Linked DNA regions of Homo sapiens: all the other regions are linked to region 4. The links are chromatin loops, found by intact Hi-C in ENCODE. Cell type or tissue: IMR-90. All regions are shown on one strand. Region 1 has its middle 250 kb from the start of SEMA6D. Region 2 overlaps LINC01491 (long intergenic non-protein coding RNA 1491). Region 3 has its middle 280 kb from the start of SEMA6D. Region 4 holds the start of SEMA6D (semaphorin 6D).

Evidence for each region. Peaks named below come from ENCODE experiments on the same cell type or tissue, not always from the same donor. Only the 100,000 strongest peaks of a DNase experiment are listed, where the experiment ranks them.
Region 1: a loop joins it to region 4, with 8 times the contacts of the local background. A loop is called at or near these places in 25 of 110 quality-filtered maps.
Region 2: a loop joins it to region 4, with 2.2 times the contacts of the local background. A loop is called at or near these places in 6 of 110 quality-filtered maps.
Region 3: it touches region 4 in a loop (3-fold over the local background); 3 of 110 quality-filtered maps call a loop at or near these places.

The regions. Positions count from the first base shown.
Region 1 is chr15:47,466,644-47,474,643 of GRCh38, forward strand. It overlaps a transcript of SEMA6D not described here. Among named protein-coding and RNA genes, the nearest start is that of SEMA6D, 250 kb to the right of the region's middle. In IMR-90, a CTCF peak has its summit at 4,998 (motif pointing right); DNase peaks (open chromatin) are centred at 4,538 and 5,018; H3K27ac peaks cover 145 bases.
Region 2 is chr15:47,817,121-47,825,120 of GRCh38, forward strand. All of the region lies in intron 3 of LINC01491 (long intergenic non-protein coding RNA 1491), which reads right to left. Among named protein-coding and RNA genes, the nearest start is that of LINC01491, 25 kb to the right of the region's middle. In IMR-90, no CTCF peak of the experiment used is centred here; a DNase peak (open chromatin) is centred at 3,871; H3K27me3 peaks cover 1,608 bases.
Region 3 is chr15:47,430,662-47,438,661 of GRCh38, forward strand. It overlaps a transcript of SEMA6D not described here. Among named protein-coding and RNA genes, the nearest start is that of SEMA6D, 280 kb to the right of the region's middle. In IMR-90, no CTCF peak of the experiment used is centred here; DNase peaks (open chromatin) are centred at 1,040 and 4,160; H3K27ac peaks cover 1,132 bases.
Region 4 is chr15:47,713,774-47,721,773 of GRCh38, forward strand. It overlaps SEMA6D (semaphorin 6D), which reads left to right and starts at 3,732. Exons shown (of 19, transcript NM_001358351.3): 1 at 3,732-3,919. RefSeq lists a silencer at 3,559-3,853. In IMR-90, a CTCF peak has its summit at 3,559 (motif pointing right); DNase peaks (open chromatin) are centred at 3,378 and 3,708; H3K4me3 peaks cover 4,138 bases; H3K27ac peaks cover 1,744 bases.

The sequences.
Region 1 (8,000 bases), 250 kb before region 4:
TCATTAATAATTTCATTTCCTTTGAATATATACCGAGAAGTGGAATTGCTAGACTGTATGGCAGTTCTGTTTTTAGGTGTGTGGTTTTTTTTTTTTTTGGAAATGGAGTCTTGCTCTGTCTTCCAGGCTCACCAGCTTAGAGGAGTGATCTCGGCTCACTGCAACCTCCACCTCCCAGGTTCAAGTGATTCTCCTGCCTCAGCCTCCCTAGTAGCTGGGATTATAGGAGTGTAGCACCACGCCTGGCTTTTTTTTTTTTTTTTGTAGCAGAAGTGAGGTTTCACCATGTTGGCCAGGCTGATCTCAAACTCCTGACCTCAAATGATCTACCGACCTTGGCCTGCCAAAGTGCTGGGATTACAGGCATGAGCTACTGCACCCAGCCTATTTTTAGTTTTTTTGAGGTACCTTGACACCTTTTTCATAATGGTTGTACCAATTTAAAATTCCACTAACAGTATATAAGGGTTCCCTTTTCTTCACAAGGATAATAATTTTTGTTCTTGTTTAGAAATGAGAACATGAAGACCTGGAAAACTGTGAGTTATCCATATCAATGTAAAAGGCTTGTGCCCTCCCTGCTACAAGGCTGAGATCATTTTAGAAGTGATATGCCAAGTTTCCAAGCATTTATTGTAATTTATGTTTCATAGACCAGTTATCATTCCCCACCCTGGAAATCACTGTGGATTGACACACTCCGGGTCTGGTTGGGGCCAAGGAAATTAAAGTAATTATGATGTAAACATGTCGGTATTAATGCTAATGCTTGCTAGAAGAGGCAATGTAGAGAAGGTAGATTGACATAAGGCCATATACCCTGTGTATTCTCATTTAATGTTTAAAGGCTGAATATGCAAGAATGTTGGCAAATTTCTGGAAACTAACTACTGGAAAATGTTAGCTAAATGGTAGATTGAGAAGTAGAGGAAGGGATGGAAAAAAAGCTGTTGAATTAGGGATAACTTTGCAAGCGCTGACTTAGGTGCTTGCGAAATGGAAGTGGAGCTGTTTCTCTCTTTTTTACACATCATGGCATTTTGCTAGGGATTAACTCATTGTCTCTTTTCTTTCCCTGCCAGGATGCTAAGAGATCATTGATATAGTTCTTTATCACTGTCGTAATTATTTCTGTAAGACCTACACCGGCAGCATCGGTGCCATTTAGTAAATGTGCCTGCTCCATTAGGAAGCAGAAAGAAGACCAGTTTGAACTCCTTCCCCTACTAGTAATGTGATCTGGAAAAATTGTCTTTAATTTTACGGCCTTAGTGTTTCCCCTCATCTGTAGCATAAAAATTATATTATAATAATATTATAATACCGACAGGATTGTTTTGAGACAGTTAATGTCACAGTGCTTGGTGAAGCATAGGCCAATACATATGTTATGTAAATAATGGTCTTATGCCACTGATTGTCACTTATTGCACTAGATTTGACTGCCTTCTTGTTGGAAATACAGTACAATCAAGAAAATTAGCAACTTCAACCTTGTTTCTAATTTAAATATATGTTACTGTGTGTTTGTGTGCGGGTGTGTGTGTGTGTATGTGTGTTCATACCTATGTTTCTTCATCATTGAAAATGCAGTTACAGCTGAAAGTGATTTCCATTATTGGCATTTTCTCATGATAGCAGAATTTATCCTGAATTAACAGCATTAGCAGAAATGGAGACTGTTTCAACCACTGCAATCGAAGAAGTGGTAAAATGGTGTGGAAACAAGTGTCTGAGCACTAGCTCTGCAGGGAAACAGGCAATGAGGAGCAAGAATTGTCCTACTCATGGTACTCAGTATAAGTGGGTGAAAGCTCGGCTCTGAGAAAGGACACAAGTCACCAAGGGCCATGGTCAGCCATGGTGGCTAACCTCAGAAGAGGCAGTTGTAGATATGAAGTGAGCTGTGTTACGTGGAGCGAGTTCACAGCAAAGGGGGAGTTATCAAGAGCAGCTGACCCAATACCTTCCGAAAGATCACCTGCTTATCAAAACCCTTTATTTTACATATTTTGCTGTTGACAGGCTGTGCAATTATTAAAGCGGCACTTTTCCTTACTTATCTTCTACAGAAAAGATCAATAAAGCACAGATTGAATTGTTAATATCCAATATCCAGGTTTGAATAGTACAGATAAAATTGCCCACAACTGTTAGACACTCAGGCTAAAGGGAGTAGCCCTTCCCCTGGGCTGCATTCGCTTACCCTCATCAACACACTAGGAAGCCATTCAGAATGATTTCCAAGACCAATTCCTCCTATTCCACCCTGTCTAGACTTTCTTGGAATGTTTTATGTAGAAAGTCCTGGATTTTCCTTTTCATTGGCCCCTGAACTCTTGAGGTCTCTGGGTACGGAAAGTCTGTCACTGCCAAATTTCCTGTCAGCATAATTTCTTACCTGTTTTAAGTAAATAACCCATCTTTTCTGAACTCAATGGCATAGTGAGTAGTGGGAGCTGTCTGCCCAGAGGAAGGAGTATTTTATCACTGACATGATTGAGAATTATCAGTGCAAGGTGATGATAAAAAGCAAATCAACTTTTAATTGAACTTTATTATGATTTTAAAACTCTTAACAGGCAGTGCACCCCCTTATTGCCCCAACCAGGGGCGGATTTCCTGCCTTGGAATGCCTGAGGACAGTTGCTTTAAGGTGTGTGTGTGTGTGTGTGTGTGTGTATGTGCACGCATGTGCGTGTGTGTGTGTGTGTGTGTGTTTAGTGGGGGGAGGACTTCAAAATTGTCTTCAGTTTTTTTCATTTTCCTTTTCTTTTTGAGAAATGTTAAGAAATCAGGACACTTCAACCTGTTCAGTTATATATGCAGTAAGTATTCCCAGAGTACTGTTAGATTAACAACTCCAGATATTAGAATTACAATAATAGGCAAGCCCTGTTTCATGCCCATCAGTAGCTCAGACATTTAAACATCCTCCAGATTCTCCAGAAAGTGTTTATTTGCTCATCTATTGTAAAAGTATTTATCAAATACCTATCATATGCCATGTACTTTGCTGGATATTGGAGATAAAATTAACAAAGACATCCTTGACTCTGTCTTCATTTAGCTTCCAATCTCCCAGGTATGCTTACCTCCCTTCTTCATGAAAATTCTATTTCCCAAACTCAGTCACTTATTACTACTTTTAAGATCTTTTGTATGTTGATATATTAAAAGTGTTATTATTTACTTAAGATTTACTTTACTCCCACTTAAGTTGAAAACCATTTTATAAGGAAATACTTTATTTCTCCTCTCAGAAAAGTGTGCACATGATTATAAACTCCACGAGACTTTGTATACTAATCACAACTTGCTCCTCACAGTGTCCTGCAGATGGTAAATAGAAGACATATAAATACAAATGCAATGAAAAAAAAAACCCTATTAATAAATTCTAGTTGAATCTTGTCTACCAATACCCAAATTAGTTAAAAGAGAGATTAGTACAGTTTAGAGACATACTTTAACCAAAATAAGACTTTTCCCATGAACTAATTGTAATTATTGGAAAGGAAATAACTTTGCTACGGTGTGCCTTGGTGTTACTTTATTCCATGTCCTTGTTCCACCTAATGGTCTTGCTTACCTACAATAACCATGCCATATGTTTTGTCAGGCCCTGGTCAGCACTGTTGGATTACTTATTAAGTTTTGCATGGAGAAATCTTTTTGATTGAAGGCCTAGAATTGCTTATATCAACTGGAATTATGAACCTAATTCCAATTTATTTTCTCTTTTTTTAGTAGTCTGTAGGTGACACATTTTCACAGCATTTGTAGCTATCCCAATATATTTTTGTTCTTTTTTTTTCTATTTACTGTAGAATGCGTAATCCTGGATCTCTTGTTCGCAAATCGACAGCCTGAAGCCCTCTGGAAGCCCAAGACTGCTGGAGGTAAGGCATGAACTTTTTTGCAATTATGTCTCTTCTGCATGGAATGATACTGCTGTTTGATTTAAGTTTGAACTTGGAAGATTCATTCCTTTAGGGAAATATTTAACCTAATCTTGATTTTTGCCTCAAATTGGCATTAGACGAGCTTGACTAAGTGGTCAGGTTGGGTTAGCTTTACAGATTGGATTCTTGATTTAATACAGCTCAAACTACAAGTATTATTATTATTATCTAAACCCTCTTTGCCAATTTAGAAAAAAATATAATAGGAGGAGAATAAAGATAAATAATAAAAGCACTGCCCAAGCACACCGTTTGAATCATAACCTGGGTCAGTGAGTTGCATGCCATACACTGACAGTCCTTTGTGGGGTGTTCCCAAATTTTATTCAATGTAAAGTGTGTTCTTTTCATAACCAAATGTGTACACTGTAATGGCCTTGTCTGTTAAGCAGCCACACAGGAAGGCAAGTTGCATGATGCCTATAGATGGAAATACTCCAAATTATGATCAAGTGATGGGAGAAGCAGCAGCCAAGTGCCAGAGAGAGTCTGTGAGTGGACATGTGGCTGCTGTTCCTCATGAATGTTGGTGGGAGCAGGGCCAGGGCAGTCGACAATTCTACGCACACAGTGACACGGCATTGGGTGACTGAGTGGACTTCATTGTGACTTTGCTTTTATAGACTCTGAGACACTGACGCACTGTCCTAGTCATTGTGTTGAAATCATTGCTGACTCTTAGTGATGTTTTCAGTTTGTTCATCTCCATAAATATATCTTCAAGATTCTGGTATGTTTCAAACTCCCACTTTCCCCCCCAGAAATGGGTCTTTCTGATTCAGGATTCACCTTCTGTCATAAGTCATACTTTCTTAATTGTTACTTTTTGAAATCAAGTTATGATATACACCTTGCTTAAACATTCAACTCCTTCAGTAATTTTCTTGATATTTTCAGCCTTTAAGTCCTACACAATCTGTCGTAAAGACTGCTGCTCTGGCAGACATGAGCCTTTATGATTTCTGTCTCCTGTGAGGGTCTGCACCTACTGAAAGGTTGATTCTCTGAGAAAGGCTGAATTACCATGAGATGGCAGTAGAGAGCAGCCTGGCAGATAAGCCCATATTCCTTGGTATTTGAGCCAGACTAGGGGCTGGGCCTAGTGGGAGGAGCTAGATTACAAGGTAGTCTGCTTTTGATTTTTAAGTGTCTTCCTGGGAAGAGAGCGAGGCATGTCTATGAAAGAAAATGCCGGTAGTAACATCTGAGGTTAACAAATGTGTGTCAGGAGAATGGAAGACAATTCCTGAAATATACCAACCTCCGGTGATCAGAGTTCTACCTGGCTGTGCTCTTTCTCTCTCTCTCTCTCTCTCTCTCTCTCACACACACACACACACACACACACACACACACACACACACACGAAAAAGAGAAAGAGAGAGAGGGAAGGGGGAAGGGGATGGAGGGAGAGAAAAGAGAATAGATAGAGGACACAAATACTTTATCCTTGGAAAGCAAGGTTAAGTGAGATCAGCAAAACGCAAGAAGGCAATTGTGACTGATAGGAGCCACGCAGGACAGCTGAAGTTTGAGACCATATTACCTTGGCTTTGCCATTTCGATTCTCAAAGGGGCCAAAGTGCTGCCGGATTAGACACTAGCATGGGCTCTAAATCCTGTGTATTTTAATAGCCCCTATTGTACAGAGAAATAAGAAAAAGTTAAAGATGGATGGCATTTTTAAAACGGTTGCCCAGAATGTGCCATGTCTTGCTTAAGTCACTTATTGCACTACTGGCAGTATTAGAATTAGAACCAAGTCCACATGCCCTAATTATCGGTAGGCCATGCTTTCCAAATCACAAGAGCAGGAGCAATTTATTTTTCTCTCAAACAGAAAAGATATTAAAAGGGAATTCAAAATGACCCTAGAACTCTATTGGAGGAATGTGGATGCCTCCATGTAGTAGAAGGAACATGGGGCTTTGTGGCCAAAGAGAACTGGTATCAAATCTTGCCTCCATCTCTTATAATCTATGTGGCATTAATCTTGTGGTTTGTGTATCTTAATTTCTTCTGAGCTTTAGAAGAAATCAATAACATATTAAAAATATCAAAAATATCAATAAAAATACCAATAACATTGATATAAAAAGTAGAATTGAGGATTAAATGAGATACACATATATAAAGGAGAGATAGGTGAAGACTGAATCCTGAAATTGTTCAATGTGGAAAATATTGATTTGATTTTTGGAACTGGATTCTGAAGTCTAAGGTAGGAGGTAGAATCACTTTTTTTGGGTTGAAGATGCTTTTGTTCTGTCAAGGACTACTTGCCTGGTTGCTTATAGTTATGCAGATAATAGAGCAAATGACACCCATTTTTCTGGAGAAAGACAGTGCCAATGTTTTGTGTAGTACCTGCCATTTGAAACTGTAACTGTGATAAGTTAGACAGCACTCTGCTCTCCAAAGAGTCATGGGAACTTCCTGGAAAAGAGACATTCAGACTCTACGTCTTCTCTAGGGTCAGTCTGAGGAAAAGAAAATGCTTTGCTAATCCTTTGGACAGCCGTGAGACTGGGGACATAGATGAGAGGAGGAGGCAGACAGGCCTCCCTGGAAAGGAGTGGCAGCCTCACCCTCACTTCACAGCTGGCAGTACCCACTGCACTCTGGGCCCTTCCCCTCAGCCACTGCAGAGGCAGCTTTGGTTCCAGTCCAAAACCGGGGCTAGAGAAGATTTAGGATTTGTGGAGCCAGTGGACCCTTGATAATACCAGGCCAAATCAGAGAGTCGGTACCTCTTGAGAGAGGGTCTGTGGCTGGGCCAGGGGAGTTCCTGAGCCAAGAGACACCAAGGCCAACTTTGGAAGTCATCTACATCACCTGTCAAAGCCAGTAATTATGCTGAAGTCCCCTGACTCACATTACACACTCTGAAAGAAAGAGAGTCACTAGCTGGCTCTCCATCAAGTCCTCAGGAAGTCTATATGTAAAATAGAGATTTGGTACCAGCATTATGCCTCTTCATAAAGTATGAACTTAAATTTTTCATGCGTTAGAGAATTGGGGTTAATGCTTAAAAAGAAAGCTTCTCATAAAATAAAACTAATGAAATATGGCTCTGAACGGATTTCAGAGACACGTCTTCCAGACTGCCTGGGGTCCCCTGGAAGGAAAAGGTTTGCTCTGATTATCAGCAAACTCTGAAAAACTGTGACTACACTGCTCGAAACTCATCATTTTCTTTCTTTTTCTTTGACCCAGAAACTCCTTCTTTCCCCTTGGACTCTTAAAACATCTATTAGTGACTATATTGTGATGGTGGCTTTGTAATCTCGCAATTCTGGCTCTTACATGGGGCAAGAAAAAAAAAATTGTTGGCAAGCTCATCGGGTTCTGGAAAGGCTGTGCCTTTCCCAGCTGGCCAGGGGAGCCGGAAGCCTGGGAAGGCTGTCCACAGGCTTTCTGGCAATGGTATAGGAAGAAAAAAGGAGAAGGAGGCTTAATTCCTAGCTGGCTGGACCTTGGAAGGTGGCCTCTTTTCCCTTTGGCTCATGAAGCTGAATAGAAGGCCAAGAATTCTAGCTGAGTTCCTGTCAGCTTGTCGCCTTGCTTTTGGACTCATGGAGTGAACTGAGTTGAGAAGAAGCTGAGGGCTGCCTGAGGCAGGCTTACCACTGAGCCATGAGGAAGACAGACCCTCCCTGTCACAATTGGAGTCAGAATATCTTAGCCAGAGGCCTCTCTCCTTTCAATTTAGAGAAGTAGATTGAAGAGTAAATGGCCTAATTAATTGTAGAATGTTTGCTCAATATTTGTTTTTTTTCTATTATACCATGAAATTACCATAAACAAAAACTACACTTTTATTTCTAGGCAATGAAAACCTTATTGCACAAAGGGTATGTGGCATTAAGTCTTAAACTTACAAGTATATCTTTCACAGCAAATGTCACATGACTTTAAAAATCATCTTAAAATATGATTCTTCTCAAAGCGTCTTGTGTGACTTCAATGAAATACTCATATGTGCAGCATCCCTCTAGTAGGTACTGACTTATTAAAGCCATTTAACACCTACGC
Region 2 (8,000 bases), 100 kb after region 4:
TCTCTAATATTGGAAGGTGGTGTGCCACAGGTGCGTGACACACTACCATTACCAGCTCACTCCGCCCCTGACTCAGGCCACCTAGTGTAAATGTGTAAACACTTGTTTAAAATCCCCATCTAAGAAGGAGGCAAACTGAGCTCTTCCTCTCTGGGCTAAGCAGCTTGGATAGGGGAGAAGTAGAAACTTGCCAGCCCCACTGTGGGGCAGGATGGTATTCAGAAGTCATACCCTGACATACCATCCACTGTGCTGAAGGTTTACATCTCCTGTTTCTGAAACTGAACGCTGCCAGTAGAGTGAACTCCCTAATGATTTGGCATCCAGAATACATCATCTCCAGATTCATCAGCCTGCTCTGGAAGCCTTTGAAAATGCAATCCCCAAGTCCTCTGCAGAGAGCATCCTGTCAACCTGGGAGTTGGCTTGTTTTCTGTGGTGCTTTCTTAGCAAACACCAAAAGCTATTTTCCAGAGAGTTCCTTTGAATGGTTCCTATAAATCAAAGATGAAAGACATTGTGGCCAGAGGCCTTTTAAAGAAATTTTTGGTCTTTCTTCACCAAGCTTTTAAAAGACCACATCTTCAGAAGCCATTTTTTAAAAATCTATCTAGGGCTAAGTAAAGAATAATATAGAGCAGAGATAGTGGAGAATTTTCCAGAAAAAAAAGAAAGAATAGAACAAATCATAAAGAGTTTTTAGGTACAGGAACCTAGAAGCATCTATACTGGACACATTTTTACAACTATAAAAATGTCATTGTTTCTTCTTTAACCCCATTAAATGGGGCAAAGGAGAAGAGCGCATTTCCCATTTTCTCCTCTGAAGTGATTCCCCCATTATGCTGTCCCTGTGCCCAGAGGTTACTGCATTAGCATGACCAAGCCCCCAAATGTCGCATCTCCCTGCTCAGAGCCTCTCTGGCTGCTTGGAAAGCAGGCAGCAGTTTAATGAGACAAGTTCCCCTTGGAGACTCCTCTCCCCTCGAGGAATTCTGTAAGTGCTTTATACAAAACAGTAATAGGATGGTTCAGCCAGACTCTCTGGCTCAGATACACTAACTGCTGCTCCCTTTGGGAAGGAGGAGAAGGTAGCCGAGTGATAAGACCATTACCACTGACTGTGCCCTGTGAGCTGGTAGTCCCTGAAGCCACTTTTCTTGCCCTTTGCAAGCATGAAAGGAAGTCGGTGAAAGGCTGATCAGAACAGACTTCCTGGTGGGAGATAAAGCTGTCTATGGACAGGCTCTGGATGATAATGGGCAGAGAGTGATTTAGTACCATGATTACTTCTGAATAGAGGCTGCAAGCATTGTGCCCAGGAAGCCCAGTGAAGCTGCGGAGGAGTGACCAGAGAGAAATCCACTAGGCTGGATACACATAGGAGAGCTGAGCTGCCTACCCTGGCATTAGGAGGAGCCAAGAGCAACCTCTGGGAGGCCTTAGCAACACCTCTCAGAACTCCAGGATGCATCAGATAAAACAGTCCCATCTGTGGAGAATTTCCCTCCTCTTTCCATATACACTTTACCCCTGTCCTCTGAACTCACAGATTTTTAATTTTCTTATGACTCCAGACTTTAGGGGTACCTGAGCCTCTGCCTTATTGTTTTTTTTTCTAACAGGTTGGAATGTTGTTGAGATTTACTAATGACAGATCAACAGCTGGAGTTAGGGGGAAGTTAGTGAAAGCCATGAGCAGTGTCAGAATGAAATAAGGTCTGCGGGTGGGACTTGAGATGGAAGTTCATGAGGCAAGATAAGGAGTGGCCTGAACAAAGCTGTGCTTTTATTTTTATTTTTCTTTCTTTTCTTCTTCTTCTTCTTTTTCTTCAATGTATGGTATTGATTGAGATCTCACTGTCAACTGCACCAATTAAAAATTCTATTCAACCCGTGGAATAATTTTAAGACATGTCCACAAATTCTTTGATATTCTTCCCTTTAAGAGTTGGAGACTAATTCTCCTCTGCTTGAATGTGGGCTGACTTCATGACTTGTTTCTAACAAATAGAATAAAGCAGACATGACAGTGTGTGACTTTAAAGACTAGGTAATAAAGCTTATTGTGGATTCCCCTGCTAGTTCTCTTTCACTCTCTCACTTGGAGCACTCATTTTTGGGAGAAGCCAGCTGCCATGGAATGAGGACTCTTGGGCAGCCTATGGACAGATCCACTCTGTAAGGAATTGAGGCCTCCTGCCAACAGCCATGTGAGTGCACCATCTTGGAGTCAGATCCTCCAGCCCCAGTCAAGCGTCATTTGCTGCGGCCCTTGTCAGCATCTGACTGCAGCCTCACAAGAGATCCTGAGCCAGACCTCCCAGTTATGCTGCTTCCAAATTCCTGACCCACAGAAAGTTAGTGTGAGATAACATGTATTTCTTGTTTTGGGATGATTTGTTATGCAACAATAGATAACTAAGACAACTGGGATTGTAGTTCCTATGGCACAGACAGTGGCCCGAAGTAAGTAACAGATGACCAGAATAAAGTCTGCACCAGTGTTCTCTAGTTAATGCCACAGTTTATTAGCACTTGCTTTTATAAAACACTTTGAAAATCTGAAGGCGGGGGGAAGAAAAATGAGGCAAAAGCTTTCCATTCTGTGCATGGTGTTGGCCAAATGAATTGATTATTTTAGAGCATCACAAGCTTTGTTTCTTTGTGCCTTTCCCTGGGTCATGTGAAAAAGTCTTCCAGTCGAAGTCTTCCATTCAGAGCAGTGGTTACGTATTCATCCAGTCATCATTTTAAAGTAAATTAGAAGACACATTTTTCTATTCTGTATTTAGACATTAGATTGGCTAAATTGGAGCAGAAAGGAATAGAAGGAAAGCAGGGAGAAATGAGTAAAAATGAGAACTATAGTTTATATTAGTTTATCTGTGAAGCACCAAAAAAGTCAAGAAATTTCATATTTTAGCAGCTAGAGAAAAGGTGTCCTCCCGCAGTTCAAGTTTTTATGAATTTTATCCCTAAGCTTTTCATACCCACCTTGATTTATTAGCCTTTCTCAGCATTATATCTTGTGGACCTGACAGGAGAACATAGTGCAATGAAACATCTGGTAAATTTTCCCAGACCCTATTATGAAATATCTTCAATTTTCAATTCAGTGAAAAGTAAACAAGTCATTGTCTTCCCCAGAAGTGATTCACTTTGCTGTCAGAACCCACGGGCTGTAGGCGATAGAGGTTTCAGAGTCCTTCTTCGGGTTGATGGGTACACGGGGCCCCATCTTTTGCAGTACGGGTGAGCTGGAGGGGTCAGGTAACTCTTGGATGCTTCACCTAAACAAATACATCTGCTTGCTCAGTGAAGTGATTATTTTTAAATTTTCGAGTGATGTGCTTTGTTGTTGTTCAGAGGTCACTTATGAATTGACATTACATCAGCAAATAGTAATTGCTTAATTTCTGCAAAAATACCTCGTTTCATTTCCATTCCAACTTTTCAACCAAAACACACACACACACACACACACACACACACACACCCCATGGCTAGGCTTGAAAAAGACAAGGCAGATAATGTGGCCGCCTACAGCTGCTTGTTGTATTACATTGCCAGCTTCTTTTTCAAAGGAAAGCATTCCAGCAGATCTTTCTGACAGCAGTCTGTCCTGGACGTAAATTAAAATGCACATTTCTGAAAACTTTTTATTCATTAAACAGAAAACAATGCCCAATAGCTGGAAAAGATACTATCAGCTTGGTATTTCAGGAGATTATTTTTTCAACAGGCGTGTTTATAGAGATAACGTATAGAGATATTAAGCAGATACACTTGACTGACAGACAGGGAGGACTGAACCATAAGGACTTCAAACAAGCACGTACTAGCTTCAAGTGCACTGAGCATCTGCCAAGAGACTGAATGACTCAGAACCAGATGATTTTATAACAACACATATGGAGAAACTGAGGTCGAATGTGGGAAAGAAATTTGGTTAGCATTTCACATAAGTGATATCAGTGTGGTGCAAACAATTCAGATGTAGAAAGTGGGGAGGGGGGTGGAAAGGCTAAGATAAATGCTTCCAAAATTAGAGTAGGTTAGCTTGATTCTGAAATCACTGCCGCAACTCCATTACAGAGGCTCAGAAATGGTCCACAACAGGACATTTGAACTGTGGCTAGCATCTGATTCATTCGAATCGTCAGAGGCTGTCTCAGCAGTTCAGCAAGTGGAAGGGCTTCTTTCACAAAGATAAGCTCAATGATTGAATCTCATTAATATCACCCATATCAATCACAGTGCTGGCCACGTAATACACATTCAATAAATGTTTATGCAAGAAAAGGTGGAATTGTTTTCAACATTTTGGATCATACCTTCTATATTAGCTATATACTTCCTGCTTTTCTTCTTCCATTTGAAGCTGAATGAAGACAGAGGGGGATCCACCTCTCCCTAAATGTTCTTCCTTGAAACAAATGAGCCTGCTGGAAACCCTCAGAGTCTCTAGCACCATTGTTATTACAGTTTCTCTGTCTTTCTCTCCTTTTGATTTCACCTTAATAAGCCCTAAGCCTATTAATTCTTCTACTTGGGGAAGCCACCAAGGTGAGAAGAAGGAACACCACTTGCATTTTGCCCTTCCTTTTCTCCAGGAGCCAAATCATGATATTTTTGTAAAAGCATCTCTCCTTTTTTTCCTAGTTATCTCTCAGAGATGATGGTGGATCACCTCCGTGTGGGGGCTGCTTATCTTGGTGGGGATCTGGTGGTGGGCTTTTAAAGTTGGCCCAAGCTGAGCTGGCTGGCTGCAATTCTTTGTGCTATTTATTTAAGAAAAAGAAAAAGGAAGAAGCTATTGCTGTCTCCTCTGGTGTGCTGGTGTAGAAAATGTGAGTGAACATTTTCATTTTCAGCTCCAGTTTCTTAATCTCTTGCAGTGGAAGAAAGACAGTATGCCAGTAAACTCAGAACTTCACAGACCCCACGCTCATGCTCAGCTTTATGGTAAATATTGTAATACTGCCCCAGGAAAGTAGGACACAGGCATGGGAGAATGTCTAAAGGCAGTCTGAGTGTGCTCCAATCAGTAGTATTTTCTTCTATGACAAATAGTTATCCTTTTGGTGAAACCTGTTTTAAAATGCTAATCCAGGTTTGTTTATAGTTGGCCTTAGCCAGCAAGCCTGCAGGCCTGCCAGGCCGGGCAGCCATGTGTGACCCTGTTCCTTGAAAACAGCTTCACCCAGGGCTCAGGCGTCTTGTGGAAGAAGGGTTTGCTACATTATAAAACCAAGGCAGTGGAGGCCAGAGCGAAGAGCAAGTGGCCTTGGAGTTTTCTTATTTGATATGAAAAAATTGGCAAAGCCTATTTTTGGGGGAGATCAGGGTTCAAAAAACAGTGGTCAGAAAACACTGGATAAGGCTAAACTTAGTGGTACAGAGAACTTTGATTCCTCCAGCAGCCTTCTCATGTGGGATCAGATAGGAGAGCTGGTGTAAAAGCAAGCAGCCAGCGGTAAAGTGTTGAACATGAATGTGCAGGCTCATCACGGGCTGGCTGCTGAGTGGGGTCATCTTTGTGGCCAGAACTGCTGTCTGTTAGCTCAGTTCCATTGCATGGGCCTTGCTGGCCTGGAGGAAGCAGTGACAGAGGCAGACCCATGCTTATCCAACCTCAGTGCCCATAATAGAGAAAAATTAAAGTAACACCTGAAAAATAAAAAAATAAAAATAAAAGTGGCTACACAGCCAGGCAAGAAGGAAATGAAGACAGGATGGCTCTGAGCTGTGTGCTCTCCTTTTTCTCTTATTGTAAGTTAAACTATGTTCTATAGAATGCTGAACTTCCACAAACATCTAACCTAACTATCCCCTGTATCAGGAAAACAAAGTCAAAGTTCATAAAAAATGAATTAAAAGGAAGCCAAAAATACTATTTTATGAAACTGAAGGCAGCTTTTTGAGTATAGTGAGTAGGGTGTCTAGGTGTGCAAAGATTAAGAGAGAGGGCAGGACACTTTTATTTAAAGGATTCCTGGTTAGAGAGGCAAGGGCATGGCCAGGAATGGGGTTCTTAAGACAAGAGAACCTAAATTACTGTGCACGGTAAGGCAATAATAATGACAAGAGCTTGCTGTCATGTGAAATGAGTTTTTCCTTTCCTCTGTTCCGGTCTCAGTAACAGGGTGGGGAAGAGAAGAGTGGAAAGGAGATTCAATAAGGAAAGCACAGGTGCCAGCAATAAGATGAGGAAGCCAGGGCCCAAGGAAGGAGCTCTCAGGACAGGATGATGGGGATCTGCCAATACTGAGAGCTCAGCAACTGTGACGTTGCACAGCTGCTGTGGTTTCAATGTGTGTTCCCCCAAACTCATGTGTTGACATCCCAACCCTGCTGGGATGGTATTGGGAGGTGGTACCTTTGGCGAGGTGATTAAATCATGGGGCAGAGCCCTGATGAATAGAGTTAGTGCCCTTATAAAACAGACCCCAGAAAGCTCCCTTACCCCTTCCACCATGTGAGGTCTCAGCAAAAAGATGGCCCTCTATGAACTAGGAAGTGGGTCTTCCCCAGACACCAAACCTGTCTTGATCTTGAATGTTCCAGCCTCCAGGATTGTGAAAGGTAAACATCTGTTGCTTATAAGCCCCTCAGTTTATGGTATTTTTGTTACAGCAGCCAGAACAGACTAAGACAACAAATGCTACAATCACTCTCCAGGTTTCCTCATGCCTTTAAAAGAGCTTGAAGAGCCATTAAGTTTAGGATCCACCTGGTGACAAGGCTGCTTTGGGTACACTGTGCTCACACTGCAGGTCACAGGGACCCAGAGGCCAGAGAGGACTGGGAAAGTGAGCCAGGCTGGGAGAATGCTGTCAGTTGACACCAGGACACATGGGGACCATCTAGGAATTCTCAGAAATGTCCCCAAAAACAGTTAAAGTGTGGTCATCAAAATGAGGAATGAGCTGAAGCTATCTTAATAGTTAAGCCAAAGCTATCCCAGAAGTCTGGGACTTGGGAAAACTGTGTCAAATGGCCACGGACACTGCTCATATTGATGAAAAACACAGAAACCATGTTGTTCTGTGAGTACAGTGGTGCCCATGTGCACATCAAGGTAGACAAACCACACCTAGTTTCAGAAATGCTGATTCGGCTGCCCTTACCATCTTCCATAATTCCTGGCACACTTCCTCATCTCCCTGCCTCCTCTCCTATAATCTTCTCTTCAAATCTGCCTGGCTGTGTAGCAATTAGCAAGCCTGGTGGTGCAGGTCCTACAGAGCCTGGCGGCTACACCGTCAGTCAGCAGCTTTATGCCAGCCAAGGAACGTGGGAGGCTGTGATGATTTATTGAATGTATTGTTTCTACTAATATGAGTAAACAGGCCAAACTACTTTTAAAAAGCCAGAAGTGAAACTACTTCTCCTGGGGAATCATTAATATAAAACAAAATGATTGGTGGAGAGCTTGAACATAATATCATGCTAAATGTATAATAGTAGAAGGTTAAATTGCTTTCTGCTATCTGTTCTTTTTGTCTTACAGTCTAACACTCTGTATGATATTATCATTAAACCACATAAGATGTTACTTCCTCATTGTCCTGAGACTTGATTAAATACTTCATTTTGGTTCTTTAAGTTGCTATTTTTTTGTGGGGGGTGGGGGGCGGCGCTTATTTCTATTTTTAAAATTTATTATTACTGAATTAAATTTACATATAGATAATGAGCTTAGAAAAATATATTCACCCGTGAAACCACTACCGTAATCAAGACACAGAATATCTCCATCATCCCAGAAAGTGGCCTTATGTTCCTTTCCAGTTACTCCTAACCAAATCCATCCCCTGCAAGGTCAACTCTGTTCTCATTTCAAAAATTAGTTCTGTCTGTTGCTGAACTTCATATAAACAGGAGCAGGCTGTATGTGGTCTTTGGTGTCTGATTCCTTTGCCTAACAGGTTTTTAATATTCATTCATGTTGGTGTATGCCTCAATGATTTATTCATTTTTATTGCTGAGTCCTA
Region 3 (8,000 bases), 280 kb before region 4:
CCTTTCAATGTTATAACTTGCCACCCTGCCCCCATTTCTACTCCATTCCCCCACAGGCCCAAGGTAATGTCTCAAAGTCCAGGCGTCATCTCATGGAGAAACTACCAAGACCAAGTCAAATGCTACCACCCCTCCTCACTCTTTACCATCCCTCTACCATTTCAGCGGTGTAGCCTCTTAGTTGAGGTGGGATGGAGGTGATGAATTGCAGGAGCAAGGCTTCTCATCTGGGAAGCCCAGGTAAGCCCAGCAAAACTCAGATGGTCATGAGCCCTAGCCACGGAGTTCTTTTGTGAGGCAAGTCATAGCAGCCAGTCCCCTGGATCATAGATGGTGGCCATTTCTATAGCTATCAATAAAACTCACAAACTCTAGATAAATTACACTCTCTTGTTGATTCAAATAAGATTTTTTTCTCATTTAGATTGAAATAAATTTTTACTTTTGTTTTTCAAAGAACAGACATGAAAACTATTGGGCTCATGGTCTCATTTTTGAGGATGGATGGCTATTTGTATGCAAGGTATATAATAATGTGAGTCTTAAGATTTCTCTTTGTAATATTTGATTTAAGGGACTTTTATCATACAATTGAATATCATTTTTATTTTGTTTATTAAATTAAATAATAAACCAAATAAAATATGTTTAGAAACATGCCCTTCAAATTAACACCTCAAAGCACAATTTGAGCATAACACTGTAGTTTAAACAGTTCCCTTCCCATTTCAAACATTACCTGGAGACTAAATAGCTTCAAACCCAAATCTTTACCCCTTTTTCTGTATCCTCATTATGAACATAATTTTCTCTCTGTAACTCTTCCCACTATTCAACAAACCTACATCCTCCCGCAGTGATTCCAGATTTTTCACTAACCACACCTTCTTGGTAGACATAGATGGAGTTGTGGGCTGGAGATAGGGTTGACTGGCAGAACTGCCACTATGGACAGCAGGAACACTGTTTGGTCATTGGCCCTTGAGGTCTAGCATGTGCATATGAGTGAATCAGGCTGGTCCCAATTCCAAGGCCACCCACAAAAATGCTTCCTGTGTGATCTGTTTTGAATGCCTTCTCTTGATTCACATGCACGAAAGAAATGCACAGTTTAGACTTCAGATACAGTACAGTTGAAAATGCTCGTGACATCATGCCTTATGTGACTAAAAGATATCTTAGTGTTTCTGTTGAAACAAAGATAATAATTATAAATAAGCCTCTTATTTATTTCATAAGTGTCTTCTGTGTATGCACAAGCCTTTGCATTCATTGAGACAACCTGGAAATGTGATAGATGTATCAATGGTTTCTTTTTATTCTTCTAAATATCCACCCCCAACCACCCGCAATGTTACATGGCTGGGCTGGGGTGATGTTCCAGGGCATCAAGCAATGTGTGAGGCACTGAGATCTAAAAAGATATTTTCTTTTTTAAGAGGAGAGCTATGTGTTCACAAAATCATTAGTGAACCCTAAAAGAGCCAAGAGCAACTTCAGACCTGTTAATACTCACACTGAAAATAAATGGCAGGTCAGACAATGTCCATGCCATAAAACTATGTAGATATGATTCTTATGTCTTCTGTCTTTGTAACATAGAGATAAGAAGAGAGAGTAGGAGCAAAAAGTGCTTTCCTGAATAAACATGATTTATAAATATGGTTCGATAGAAACACATGAAAAGTAAATTTTGTTGAGACTGGTGAAATTTTAGAAGGGGAAACAATTTTCTTATTAAAACCTAATTGTTCTCTGATTCTTTCTCTCCTTCTCTTCACCCTGTTTCTCTTTTTCTTTCCATAAACACACACATTTATTTCTATATATATATATACACACACACAAACATACATATGCATATATACATACACATATGTGTTATGTGTATATACATATACGCATATGTATATACATATACAGCTATATGCATATGTATATACATATACACACACAATTAGTAAGTACTCAGCCCAAAAAAGAAAAAAAATGGCAAAGTGACTTGACTTGGTCTGAGAAGAAACAGAACAGGCAACTGAGCTGAAAAGACCATGTGACCACACTTGAGATGAAAAAGCAACTCTATAATTAACCACTCCTAATTATGATCTGAGCATCACTTAGGAGAACCACTGTGTGGAAAAACTAAAAGTGCAAATGATTAAATGTATGTCATTTTTGCTTTGGTGAGAAGTGTGCATTTTTAAGATGTAAAAATTATTTTTCAAACTAAAATAAACTACACTGTCAGTAATTCATCAAAAACTTAATGAGCTTTTTTCTTCTTAAAGATTGGGTAAAATGATTTTATTACTTGTGAAGGAATCCTTCCCATATTTATAGGTTACTCAAAAATTTTGACTAATTCCACAAAAATTTCCTGAGGCTTTGTGGCAGACAGTGTGCTAAGTGCTGATAAATAGTGGTATATTCCTCCTTATAAGCTGTCTATAGACTATAAGCTATATTTACCAATTTTGATAAATGCTATTGGTTCTTTCTAGACATTGTCACTTTCTTCTTAATTATGTTGTTAATTTCTGTTGCTGAGCTCTTTCCATAGACAACGCAAACATAAACTTGAATTGGGCTCTTCAATTATTTGTTACTGGAATACTAATAAAAGGTTGTACATTTATTGATCTAGAGGCATTATCGCCAAGTATTTATATATTTATATATTTATATATTAGACATATATCCAAGTATGCCATTATAAAATGTGTCTTCTAAACAACAGATGCAGAATAACAGCAATAAAAACCACAGTAGAGACTTCAATGACTTTTCATTAACCAGTCAACCTCTCCAGCTAAACTATGATTTTGCTTCAAAAGAATAGCAGGTTTTAGATTTCAATAAAAATTGACCCCTTGTAGAGATGTTTATGTGACTATTACATTTAATTTATTTTTTGCTTTATTTTATCAGAATCTTTTTCTGCCAAACATTGCAATTCAATGTTTTATAGATCACACATTCTGAGACCGAGTTTTAGTTGAGGTTAGTGATTAATTTGAAAAATAAACTCACTGAAGTTGCAGAGTATGGGAGATACCTGATTTATAGATATAGAAAAACACCACCAAAACTTTGGAATTCCTGGATAACTCTTAGTCTCTTTCCAAAGCACAATGGGGTAAACAGAAAATATGGCTTAAATGTCACATTCGGTTCAATTATAAGATGTGGAAGAGATTAAGATAAAGAAATAATCAGTAATAGAAGCATCATCTTCTAACCAGAGATTCCTTATGCATTTGAAAATATAAACTATGAGATGGACTTTCAGTAACTACATCTACATACTGAATATTAAGGTTTTCAGCAAGAAGTAAGTTTTCATCATCTGAATAAATTCCAAAAGTTGGCTAAAATCATAAGTGGTGGTGTTGAGGTGGCAGAGAAAAAATGAGAAGGCCACAATGACAACCATCTAAGTAAGAGATGTTGAGGCCTCCACTGAAAGAGAGTCAGTGTTATTAGAAAGTGAGAAACAGTGTGCAGTAGCATTGGACAGAGTGAATCGATTTGGAGGCTGAGGGAGAAAGGGAAGAACAAGGTAACTGTGTGGTTCAAGCCTGGTGATAAATACTGAAAAAACGGACAGAAATGAGCAGGAAGGAAGCAGTTTGGAAAGAGGGGTTTAATCCTGTTGAAATGGGTGCATTCTGGGTCATGCAGATTGGAATATTCAGTAGGTTGATGGTGATACAGAATTGAAGCGGAGGGAGGAGGATCCTGGCTCTAAAGAAGTGAGCTATCTGAGTCAAAGCAGATATTTTTTTTCTTCTTCCACCCTCCATTCTCTCTTTTCTTGCTACATGCTATCCTGACAGTTTTCTGCTGTTTTCCTTATTTTGGAAGCTTCCATGATCAGTGATATATAAACATAACTTTTTTTTCCTTCTCTGTCTTCAGAAACAGACTATAGGCAAGTGATACACTATTTGATGGAAGCTACTTTGTGAGTCAAGTCTGTATTTGATCCAATTTTGTATCCTACACAGCACATAAATAATGTCTAGTACATAGAATTCATTCTACAAATGGATAATGTGTGGTCCCACATGGCATAGCTCCTTCTGAATCATATGTGAGGACCCATTGACTAACCCATAATCAATCCAGGAATGAGACTTAGTGCACAAGAGGAATATGTGTGTTTATATCAGTGCGTTCTTTGTAAGAAATATGCCAGATGGGAAGAAAATGGGGCCGTCCTTTGACCTTGAAGAGGGACTAAACACAGCTGGTCATCAGAAACAACACACACTCACATACACACACATAGACCACAGTTCTTTGACAGCTTTCTCTTGATCCCAAAGGAAGATAATAAATGTTAAAAATAAATCACTGAATTGTAAATTCTTAAAAAATGGCCAGATTTTAAACTTAACCATGTTGGAAACATCACATTGGATTCGAATTTCAGTTTCTTTTTATACTATATTTTAACTTATTCTTCATAGATTTTGCAGTTAACAGTAGGTGGTGGGGAAGCTGGGCTTTTCTTGAAAGAACTTACTTGAAAACACCATTTTTTTGAATGGAGAAGGAAATATTCTAAACAACAGTCTAGAATTCCTGTGAGGTTGCTATTGTAAAAGCAGCCTGGTTTGTGAATCATCAATCCCTATCTTTGATTCTGTTATTTTCCAAATTGTTAGTAAAATAGAGTAGGTTCTCACTCTACTCTGTCACCATCTTCTGTAGCAAAATTTGGCTTCCTAGAATGGTGGAAACTCTGTTTTTCCTCCTTATGCCCTGTAATATACACTCTCAAAGGCCCTGATAAGAAACACTGACTTGCACATGGCAAGTCTAATGACATGTGGCTCCCTACCCAGTTGAGCCACGTTCACCATTTTCTGAGCTAAGGGAAGTCTGTGGCTGCTGTGTGCTGGCCCCTTGAAATGCTCCAGCTCAGTGTGGCCAATTCTGCTCTGGCTCTTGAGAGATGCAAGATGCATACTGTATTCTTTCTGGGTAGAGGCACTACTGACTGAGTTAAGTTTACCCTTTTCCCTTTCATTGAGAGCTTAGACATTTTTTAAAAAACTGTTTTTCATTGATTTCTTTATATACTTTAAAGAAAAATCATGTTTTGGGCCACTAAGACCCTATAGTCATATTATTGTGTTTCAGTTTCCTTAAAAATAAACAAAAAGATAGCATAGAAAGGACAAGTGCTTGTCAAATATTCCTTGTATTTCCCCATACTTTGTGGTTTAGTAGGGGCGATATGGTTTGCTTTGGACTATGGGCTGTGAAGGGAAGTGTCACTTTCAGGCTAAAGCAGTAAGAAATCCACACTTAATGAACCAGTCTCTCATCTTCTGAGGGGGTTGAGTGTTTCAGCACTTTGGTCTTTTGAATGACTCTATGGAGGAAAGCCCTCCACCATATTAGATATGTAGCACAAATTAAAAATTTGACTTTGGGCCGATTGCGGTGGCTCATGCCTGTAATTCCAAAACTTTGGGAGGCCGAGGCAGGTGGATCACCTGAGGTCAGGAGTTCCAGACCAGACTGGCCAACGTGGTGAAACTCCGTCTCTACTAAAAATACAAAAATTAGCTGGGTGTGGTGGCAGGCGCCTGTAATCCCAGCTATTTGGGAGGCTAAGGCAGGACCATCGCTTCAACCCAGGAAGCGGAGGTTGCAATGAGCTGAGATTATGCCATTGCACCCCAGCCTAGGCAACAAAAGTGAAAGTCTGTCTCACAAAAAAAAAAAAGAAAAAAGACTTTGGCTGTATTAATGTGCTGAGATTTGGGGTTGTTACCATGTCATTGTTAGCCTGACCTGACTAATACAAATAGTATTTGTGATGCTCTAATGACACTAAATTACTAATATATGTATATATATATTTTATATATTTATCTCAAGTAGAAGTTTAATGTTCTTAATTTTATGATGCAGAAAAAATGCTATGTAAAAATGATTACTTGGTGCCAACATTAAAGATGGATATTTTAGGCTGGGCATAGTGACTCATGCCTGTAATCCAAGCACTTTGGGAAGTCAAGGCCAAAGGATCCCTTGAGGCCAGGAGTTTGAAAACAGCCTGGGCAGTCCTATCTCTATTAAAAAAAAAAATATATATATATATATATAGCTGGAAGTGGTGGTGCATGCCTATAGTCCTAGCTACTCAAGAGGCTGAGGTGGGGGGATCACTTAAACCCAGAAGGTTGAGGTTGCAGTGAGCTGCAATTGTGCCACTGCACTCCAGCCTGGGTGACAAAGCAAGATTCTGTTTCAGAAAAAAAAAAATAAAAGAAGAAAGGAAGGAGGCAGGGAAAGGAAGAGAAGGGAAGGGGAGGGGAGGGGAGGGAAAGAAAAGAAAGAAAGAGAGAAGGGAGGGTAGGGAGGGGAGGGGATGGGAAGGGGAGGGGAGGGGAGATAGAAGAGAGGATGGTTTGGTTGTCTGTCTCTCACTGACACTAAAAAGAAGTTTCCATTCCTCACCATGAAAAAGAAGTTTCCAATGGTTCCTTTAGTCAAATATCTCCTTAGCCAATTGCTGTCTTGTGCCTAATCCAAATTGTATTATGTGCCCATTCAGATTATCAAAAGGAACATCTAGCCTTCTTATAGGCTTGGAAAGTTCACAGTGATCTTTAGGGCAAGGGTCATGTCTTATGATGTTTTTACTCCCATCACTAAGAAAACCTGTGATTTTCAGTAGGCAGTAATAAAGTTTACTGTTAAATGAATGAATGTATCAAAATTATTAGTCATCTACAAGCATGTCAGAAAAGTTTTTGAATACTCAGTTCCTGCTGGACTGAAAATAAATTGTGTAAATTTTCCTCAGAACACTTGCCTACATAATATTAATCCTTTTCCTTCATCCCAAATCATTCCCCACCCACAACAGTCTGAAATTAGCAAAGGAATTAAGCAGTATCTGGTTAGTTAAACTGTGAAAAGAAGTGTCTCTCACCTTAGATACCAACCTCCTGGACTGGCCCTTAATCACTGTCATTTTCTCTGACTAAAGGAGAACCTCCTTCAGGAGACCTGTGCAGCATTGATTTGTCTGAGTCATAGCCTGGTGCAGGTGATTCAGCTAATTTGCTATAATTACAAATTTTCTTTTCCTAGAGGTAACACTCAATAAAAACCTTGGGCTCTCTCTCTCATGTTTGTCTTGAAAGCACCAAAAATAACCCCTTAAAATTATTTTATTCATGAGCCTGTTATAGAAATTTTCTTTCTTATTTGGTACCTTGCTGCGACTTAAGTTTCTGGCAAAATCTGGGATGAATTGATGTGTGTGGTGGAGGGAGTTATAAAGGTAGTGTCATTCTTGGGACTTCCAATTTATAACTGCTACCAGATTTGGTTGTGTGACTGAATTGTTGGACTTCACATGTTCTAAAGTGAATTTCCGATATTTCCCACAAAGGTTATTCAGCTTGTAGTATTCATCATCTTAACTGCTCACACCCAAACTTCTTGGAGTTATCCTTGACACCTCTCTTCTTTCACATCTCACATCTCATCTATCAGAAAATCCTATTGACTCCATATTCAGAATATATACTGAAACCTCCCACTTCTCATGGCTTCCATTGCACCACTCTGGTACAGGCTACCATCATCTCTTGATTGTAATAGCCTCCTAAGTCATCGCTCTTCTTTGTCTCATGATCTCCTAGAACCCATCTCAACACAGCAGCCACAGTGATCTTTTAAACTATAGATCAGATATTACTACTTCTCTACTGAAAATCCCCATGATAGAGTTTCACCTTGCACACAGTAAAAGCCAACATCCGTGTAACAGCCCACTTTATCCTATGAGATTTGACTCTTTGTTACCCATCTCTTCTCCTCCCCTAAAATCTCCCACCCCCTATTCACTATGCTACAGATCATTAGTTTCCTTCTTGTTCCTGAAACCCACCTTACATGGCTTCTGCCCCAGGATCTTGGCAGTTGCTGTCCTTCTGGTTATGTTCTTTCCACAGATGGCTAGCTCC
Region 4 (8,000 bases):
AGACATATACACATAGATAAGAAAATGAAGGAGATGGAATGGAACAAACATTTATTGCAAACCTATTGTGTAGCATGGACTTTTGCCCTTAATCTCACATTTAATGTGAGGTTGGATTAAGTTTCAAATTCAATTCTGCAGGATTCCCAGATTCTGCTGCCTTTGGAGAATCTATAAAAGCATTGTTTAATATTTATTCAGTGCTTGCTTTGTTCCAGGTCAGATGCTAAACACTTTACATGCATTACCACATTCTGTTTTTATAAAATCAATTTGAATATTATTATCATCATCCCTGTTTTCCAGATGAGAAGACTGAAGCATGTGTGGCTAAATAAATTATCCCAAGTCACAAGTCTAGTGAGAGGAGGAGCCTGGGTTTCAATCCAGACTAATATTCCAAAGACTTCATTATCATCTATTGCTATTAACTATGACCTCACTATTATTAACTACTATTACAACTAAGTAAGGGGTAGAATTCAACTCCTACTTGCTTACTACTCTGTGACATTAGGCAATTCACTTAAACTCTCTAAGCTTCAGTTTTCTCATCTATAAAAATGATAATAATAATAATAGTACTTACCTTGTAGCATTGTTGCAAGTTAATATTTGTAAAATGCTTAGAACAGAGTTTGGGTGCATATTAAGTACTGATGTTTTGTTTAATAACAGTTAAGAAGTTGTACTTTCTGATGACTGATGAACTTTTATTAACAATTACACACACAGATTTTCTGTAATTTTCAGATGACCGTTATGCTTCAAACTGGACTGTAAACAAAATGACTACTTTCCACTGATGGGAAATGTATGTAGATAATGTTTAAGCATAATCACTAACCATGTAAAGCATTGAGCCCTTTACAATTTCTTCTGGTGAAAACACTCAATTATCTCCATTCATCCATACCTTCCTTCTTTTACTCATTTAACAAACATTCTCATGCCAGTACTTTGCTGAGTCCTGGGGACGCAGGATGAATAAATGGAGAAGGATCCAATCTAGAGCTGACTGTATTCTCTGGTTTAGCACATAAGGGAGTGTGAGAAAGTCGTAGGTTCCATTGTTAGATCTGTTTAACAAGTATTTATTGGGCGTCCATTAAATGCCAGGCACTGTGGTGGGCACTGGGACTGTCTAGGTAAATAGAGATTGCTGCTGTTAAGGAGTGTCGAGTGGGGAAGACATGCTAAATCGGTAATTTGCCTTCAATTTACTTAATTACGTAAGTGAACTGGTTAGGGGAGCACAGAAGAAAAGCACTTATGCCCATGGTAGGGGCTAGTGGGATGAGGCAAGTTTTGACATTTAAACAAATTGTTGGCTAGAAGTCAGGAAAAGCAGAAATTAAACTACATACCAATATGGGGATGGAGTACCCAGAAAGCAGAGACACCATGAAACAGTGTGGCACAGTGGTGAACCGCAAGTTTCTGGGTAATGCTAGCATCTAAAGCATAAGGTAGGGAGAGGGGGGAGTTAGACTGGAGAAGTAGCAAAGTTAAAAGGTTAAAAGTGTGTAAAATCAACTGATGAGACCAAATGCTAATAAACCACAACAATGGTAGCTGCATAAAGAGTTAGCAGTTTTCCTTAGACTTCTTTCCACTAAAATCCAAATAAAAGGAGCGTTGTTTTCCTATCAAGATTCTTGGAACCAGGGAAATGATAAATGCTTAAAAGTAATATTTTGGTCTTGACCAAAAGGTAAAGGATACCATTCGTACCATGCCACAGTGAAGAGCCTACTTCCTACCTCTCATCCCCAGCAAGCCAAATATAGGGATCGACTCCGAAGTCTTCACTGATAATGTAGACTGAAAACACGGCTAATCCATGGCTTGAAACGACCTACCAGCATATCCTTCTGCAATCTAAAAGTTTATTTTTTCCTGGATTTAGGAACTCAGTCTAGGGCAAATTGCACTCTTCAGGTGGCACTCTGGAAAGCTGACGATTGTGGAATTTTAGCAAGGAATTTAGGAATCTCCAGAATTTAATTTTTTTTCCCTCTTTGCTGCTACTGCAGATGCAGGACAACTCAAGAGCTTTCTGTCTCCAGGTGGGTGGCGATTTGACTCCTCATCAAGCCAATGGCCACCCCCTTGCAATCTTTATGCAATGCACAGTATCCTCTGCCTGCAACGGGGGCTTGCTCCCTTGATGGAGAAAATACAGAATAACTGGACGCCAGGAAACAGGCACAGCTTTCTGGGTCAGAAGTTGGCTGGGGAAGGGCCCTGACTGCCAAGTAACTTGCAATGATGTCAGAGCCCAGCACAACCAGAAAACACCAACTAGCCGGCCAACAAAAGACCTAATAACAACAGGAAAAAAATCACAGAGCTGTGTTGCCAAAGCTGTTCTTTCCGCCCCCTACTCTTTTCTTCTAATTGGAAGAACAGCAGGAAAGAGTCTATATTTTAAAAGACTCCTCATCCTTCTCTCCCCTTCTTTCCTTGGGTTACACAGTGTTAACTAGGGAGGAAATAGTTCTCCGGATGAGTCCTGCAGCAGTTGCTTGGGGTGTCTTTTTTGAGTTCCTTTTCAAGGCTGTCCTTGGAAGTTTCAGAAACAACGAGGACCAGGGTATTTTTCCTAAATGTAAACATGTAACTGTGTTTGGGAGAAAGCAGGAACCATTGAGGAAAGGAAGTCCTTTCTGCGCCCCTCTCTTCTCTCTTTCACGGTAATTAACCATACTCAAATGAAAATTAAGTTTGGCGGAAAAAGCTCTCTTCTTTTTCTTTAAACAGGGGCATCATGGTTCATTCTAGCCATTTAGAGCCCTCAGTGATCCATAATTCAACTGGAAATTAATAAAACACAGCCCGTTCTTGGAAATGAAGTTTGAATTAAAATCCTCTTGTTTTGGAATATGTGACTTTTTTTTTCCTTTCATTTGTGACAGTCAATTTTAAATGATGTCACTTCAAGGACATTTTCATTTCTCCCACAACATATTACATGAAACACTTGCCTGTAAAACCGGGTCATTAGCCTGCAAAATTATACTGTACAGAATGGCTTTCATTCAAAGTAGAAATGGGATTTTTAGTAGGCAATTTCTGTATTTTATAAAGATAAAGCAATGTTTGATTGCTTTCTTCCCAGCTGTTTTGCTTAGTGGTTATAAAGAGAAATGGGGGGCGGGGGGGTAATGTGGGGGCGGGTTTGTAAAGATGTGCTTAAAAAATAAATCTTACACTGGAAAACTAAGGCAGAACTTCACGGAACAACTGCGCCCGCAGCTCTCCTGGGCTGCAGTGATTTGTCCTCTGGGTTCTGGAGGAAAGCTCTGAAAGAAGTGAGCGAGAGGGAAAGAGGGAGGGAATCGAAAAGGTTGCTTCGCAGGCTGCAGCACCCACTGCGAGCTGGATGACTGAGGCACTGGGAGTTGCTAGAAGGAGCAGCTACTCAGAGGTGGGGAGAGGGAGGGTGCGCAGCAGAGCGCCGGAGAGGAGGGACGCGGAGGCCACCGAGGGGTCAGCAGGGCCGCGGCGCCAGGGTGGGGGCCTCCAGGCGGCGCTGGCCACGGTTCACCCGCGAGGGCGAGCGCGCCCGGCCGGCCGCGCCTCCTGCCGTCCGTGCCCGGGGGTGGGACCCGCGCCGGGAGCTGCCGAGTGCGTGGAGGGAGCCAGGCTCCGGCTCGCCTGATGGATTGACTTGGAGATGGATCGAATTACACCATTTGCCGTGCATCGGTTTGTTTTGCTCCTGCTCTGTCCCGCTGCTGCTGCTGCTGCTGCAAGGGGTGGTGGCGAGTTTCAGGATTCTATCAAGGAAGCCAAGACCTAAGGAGACAGAGGGATATCTATTTTTACAATATTTTTCTTTATTTTCTTTCTTCCTTGCGCGTGGCAAGCTTTTTTTTTTCTTTTTCTTTTTTCTTACCAGCCTCCCCCCAATGAGGTAAGACCGTTTTCAACAATTTGCTAATGCTCTTGTGGCGCCCGGTGGGGGTCGGAACCTGAGATCCCGAATCGCTGTGTGTGTGTGTGTGTGTGTGTGTGTGCGCGCGGTGGGGGTCGGAACCTGAGATCCCGAATCGCTGTGTGTGTGTGTGTGTGTGTGTGTGTGTGTGTGTGTGTGTGTGTGTTGCCACTGGACAGTTGATTTATTTTCCAAGCTGCTCTCTCTGCCTGCCGTGCAAGGGACGCGCAAAGGGCTAGAGAGGTTTGGCGGACGCGTCAAAACTGGCAAAGCTGGCGGCTTAGGGGGAGGGGCAAGTGGACTTGGAGGCCCTCCTCCACTGTGCACCCCCTTGGAAAAAAAGCGGAGGGGGCATCAAGTAAAAGTTTCTTGCCAGGCAGAGCCAGCTCGGCGTCCCCCGCACATAGCTGGGGTTAGCAGGGGTTGCTTCTCTGCCGGGCACAGCGTCTCCAGGAGCCAGCCGGGGAGAGCTGAGCCAAGGCCGAAGGAGCCGCCTGCGGGCTTAGCCGCCCCCTCCCGCCCGTTGGCCCCAGAGCGGACGCTGGGACGCCCGGGGTCTGGCAGCTCTGCGCCCGGCTAGGAGCGGGCGGGCGAGCATTAGCCTGCGTCCTGGAGAAGGGGCGCAGCGCCGCAGTTGAGGCCGGAGCAGCCCCTCGCGGGCGTAGGATACCTGTCAGTGAGCGCCCGGATTGCACGGCCCCCGGGTAGTGCCTGCCGGCGAGGGGCGGGAGCTCGGGTGACTTGGCCATCCCCATCCCCGGCCCAGGCCCGGAGGGCGGCCGCTTCCCACCGTCCCTCTCCCCTTACTGGCAGAGCGCGCTGCGGGCGGACTCCCGGGCCCGGAGCAGCCCACCGGCCACCCCACCGCCCACCCGGCTCCCGGTGTCTCCTCCCGGCCGCTCTACCCAGCAACTTTCCGTGCTTTGTTCCCCGACTGGAAATGCTTTACGGAAGCGTCTTGGACAGGGTCTCCGCCAGGCGACAAGAGCTCGGTGCTGAGATGTGTTACGTTCTCATCTCCCCATCAATTATGGATGGAAACAAATAAGGAAGAGTCAATTTTGCTGAGCCCCTTCTCCGGCAACGAGAGGCGTTCTGCAGCCGGGAGGGAGCCGCCGCTCGCGCCGGCAGCCGCTGGCAGGGGCATGGTGAGGAGGAAGGTAGGGAAACTTTTATTTCCCGTCTTGACAGCGGCGGTGTTTGTCCCTGGTCTGCAGAAACTGATACAGTAGCCTCCTTCCTTGGGTAATTTAGGAGGGCTTGAAGCTTCTTCTGTCATGTGTAATTCTTGGATTGAAATGAAAGGTCATAAAGGACTTGGAAGTGTGCACGAGAATTGGGTTTGAAAAATTTGTGCTCCATCCACTCTTGGGACCATTGCTGTCAGGTGATTGTTTAAATCCTGAACTTGTTAAAAGGCGAAATGTCAGGGAGCTGGCGGGGGTGGGGGTGTGGAGGGGGATTGAAGTCCCGGTATGAATCGCAGCGTTTGAGGAACTTAGGGCAGTACTCCCTGTTCTGGGGTGACCATTCGGTAACTGATGTTCCAGCATCCCGAGCCCTCAGCGCCGTCAGCTGGATGATCTCACAGGGAAGGCGCAGCACATCGTTACTATAGATATATAGACTTCGTCAACAGTCATTGGACCTTATGTCTGCCACTACAGCGGGGGCTTTCCTTTAAAAATAACTGTAGTGTTTCCTGTTACTTGGGGTGAAAGGGCAATGAGTAGGACGATTTTTCCCCAAAACTTCTGGCGGTAAGAATTTTAAGTCTGTAATAAAAATTATGGGTGCTTTTTAAGGTTGCCCTTCCCCCTACTTGATATTTGGGGCCATTAAGTGGATTATTTTGTTTATTCCAAAGCTGAAGTCCCTGGGAAAGGTCTAACATTTTTCTAAACTGGTTTGATCTCTGTCCCTTAGAATAGGAAAAATACTTGTTTGAAGAAAATTTTCAAGGTTTCTTCCTTGTAGTATAAAGAAATCTCATCTCAGACCGCTCAAGGGAAGGATTTTACTCTCCTTTGGTGGCTTAAAAACAGTAGCTTTTGATACTGGTTTACTCTTGCTGTTAAAAAATAAATCCCCTTACTCTCTTAGGTGTCTAACTCAGGAAATTAAGTTGTGTGTAGTCATGTTTAATGTAGTGAGTGACAGGCATATTCTTTCAAGCTGGCAGATATTACACAAACATTTACTCTGGCTTAGATAAATAGAAAATGCCAGATAAGCTCTGAGATTTGGGTCTATATTACCATGAACCTAAACATCTAGAGATAAATAAACCATAGTTCAGCCATAGCTGAGTTTTGTTTTTTATAGTTACTGTCTGTGCTTTGTTTGGTTTAGGTCTCTTAGAATGTACTTCCAGAAAGACAGTTAAATAGATAACCCTAAGGCTTCCAAAATGTGTTGTTGAGCAGACTGTTTTCTTTCATTGGCACATTTTGTTAGATTAACAACTAGCAACTATTTCTTACTGCATCCTACAGAATATTCCTACCTGGCCTTATTCCTCGTAGGGATGCTATATCAATAACCTTTCTTTTTTTTTTTTTTTTTTTTTTTGGAACATTTCTGTGACTCAGGAGAGTATGCCAGAAATGTTGTGACTTCTTCATCACCAACAGCTGGTTAACTTGAGTTTGATTTAGATTTGTGGGCATTTTGCCGTCTTCCTCTTCTTTCTCTCTTTTTTTCTTTTGGTGCCCTCTAATAGCACCATCTGGTCATGTCTCCCCTGGTTTGATGGGTTGATGGATTTGAAAGATGGCTGTGATGTAAATCCGTTAGTCCTTAGAGTGAGGACAACTTAGAAATCCAGAAGACTTCAGTTCCTTGCTGCATGCACAGAAAGGCTCTGTCCAGTAACTGTGACTGGGGTAAGCAGGCCCCTACATCAATGTCGTGGTTTCTGTCGCTTGAAAGGCCACAAGCAAGTAAACAGGAATCAGAGCCTTGATTCACAAAGATGGCCATAATTGCTAAAGACTTATTGAAACTGGAGAAGTTCTTCACTTCTTGCTGCTCCATCATAATAAACCTTGGTAATTAGCTTAGTCATTGTTCTTGCATGTGAGTTTCACTAAGATACAAAGAGTGAAAAATGCATCTGAAATAGGGTCATTTTTCACCCTTTTGATGCATTTTATGCAGAGTTAAGAGCCTGGCTGAATGCCTAACCATTAGTAGTGTAACCGTAGGAGGTGAACTCTTTCCTTGTTATATTGCGTGATAAAATATTGTCTTTTATTTTAATTGATAGACTTTAAGCCTGCATATTCTAGATGCCTTTCTAGAGGAAGCAAGAAGCAGTTGGGGTATGCCAACTAGGCAGTATTTACTGAATATTTATCATTTGCAAGGAGCTGTGCTAGCCAGTGTTCCAACACCAGGTGAGCCAGATATGTTTCTCTGTATTTTCAATAGAGCAAAAATAGAAGGAAATAAAGGATGGGAAAACAGACCTTTTGACAAGAAATGTAGATATGCTTCTTTCTTTAGAAGTGTATTATTTTATTCTAGAGATTTTAAAGCAAGATTATCCATACCAGATATTTGCAGTGGTGCAGCCTACCTGCCTTTAACACTAGTGAATGATTCAATGTACTGTTAAGTGTAATTCACGCATTGAATCTGTCCTTAGAGTGAGAGATCTCACTTTCTGTGGCTCATGTGAATGGAGACTTAGTGTTAATATCTACCAAAGCTAGTGTCTTGGGTTGCCGCTGATTTTGTGAACAGCTGCCAACTTCCAATTGGGGAAAAAAAAAGTGTTCTGATTTATTCCCATGACACACGGAGAGAATAAAAATCACATAACTATTTTAAACATACCATAACACTTTCTAGTTGAGGTGGCTATTGTCAGGTGGAGTTTTCCTCCTCACACCTGACAACACTGGCAGTGCCACTGATAATTGAAGCTGCTTGCATTTCTCCCAACAGGAAAACTACTAGACGTTCTTACTTTGAAAAACAACCATTTATGTAACCAAGGGCGATCAAATCAGTGGTCCACACAGATACCACATGAGGTGTACTTATTTCTCAAACT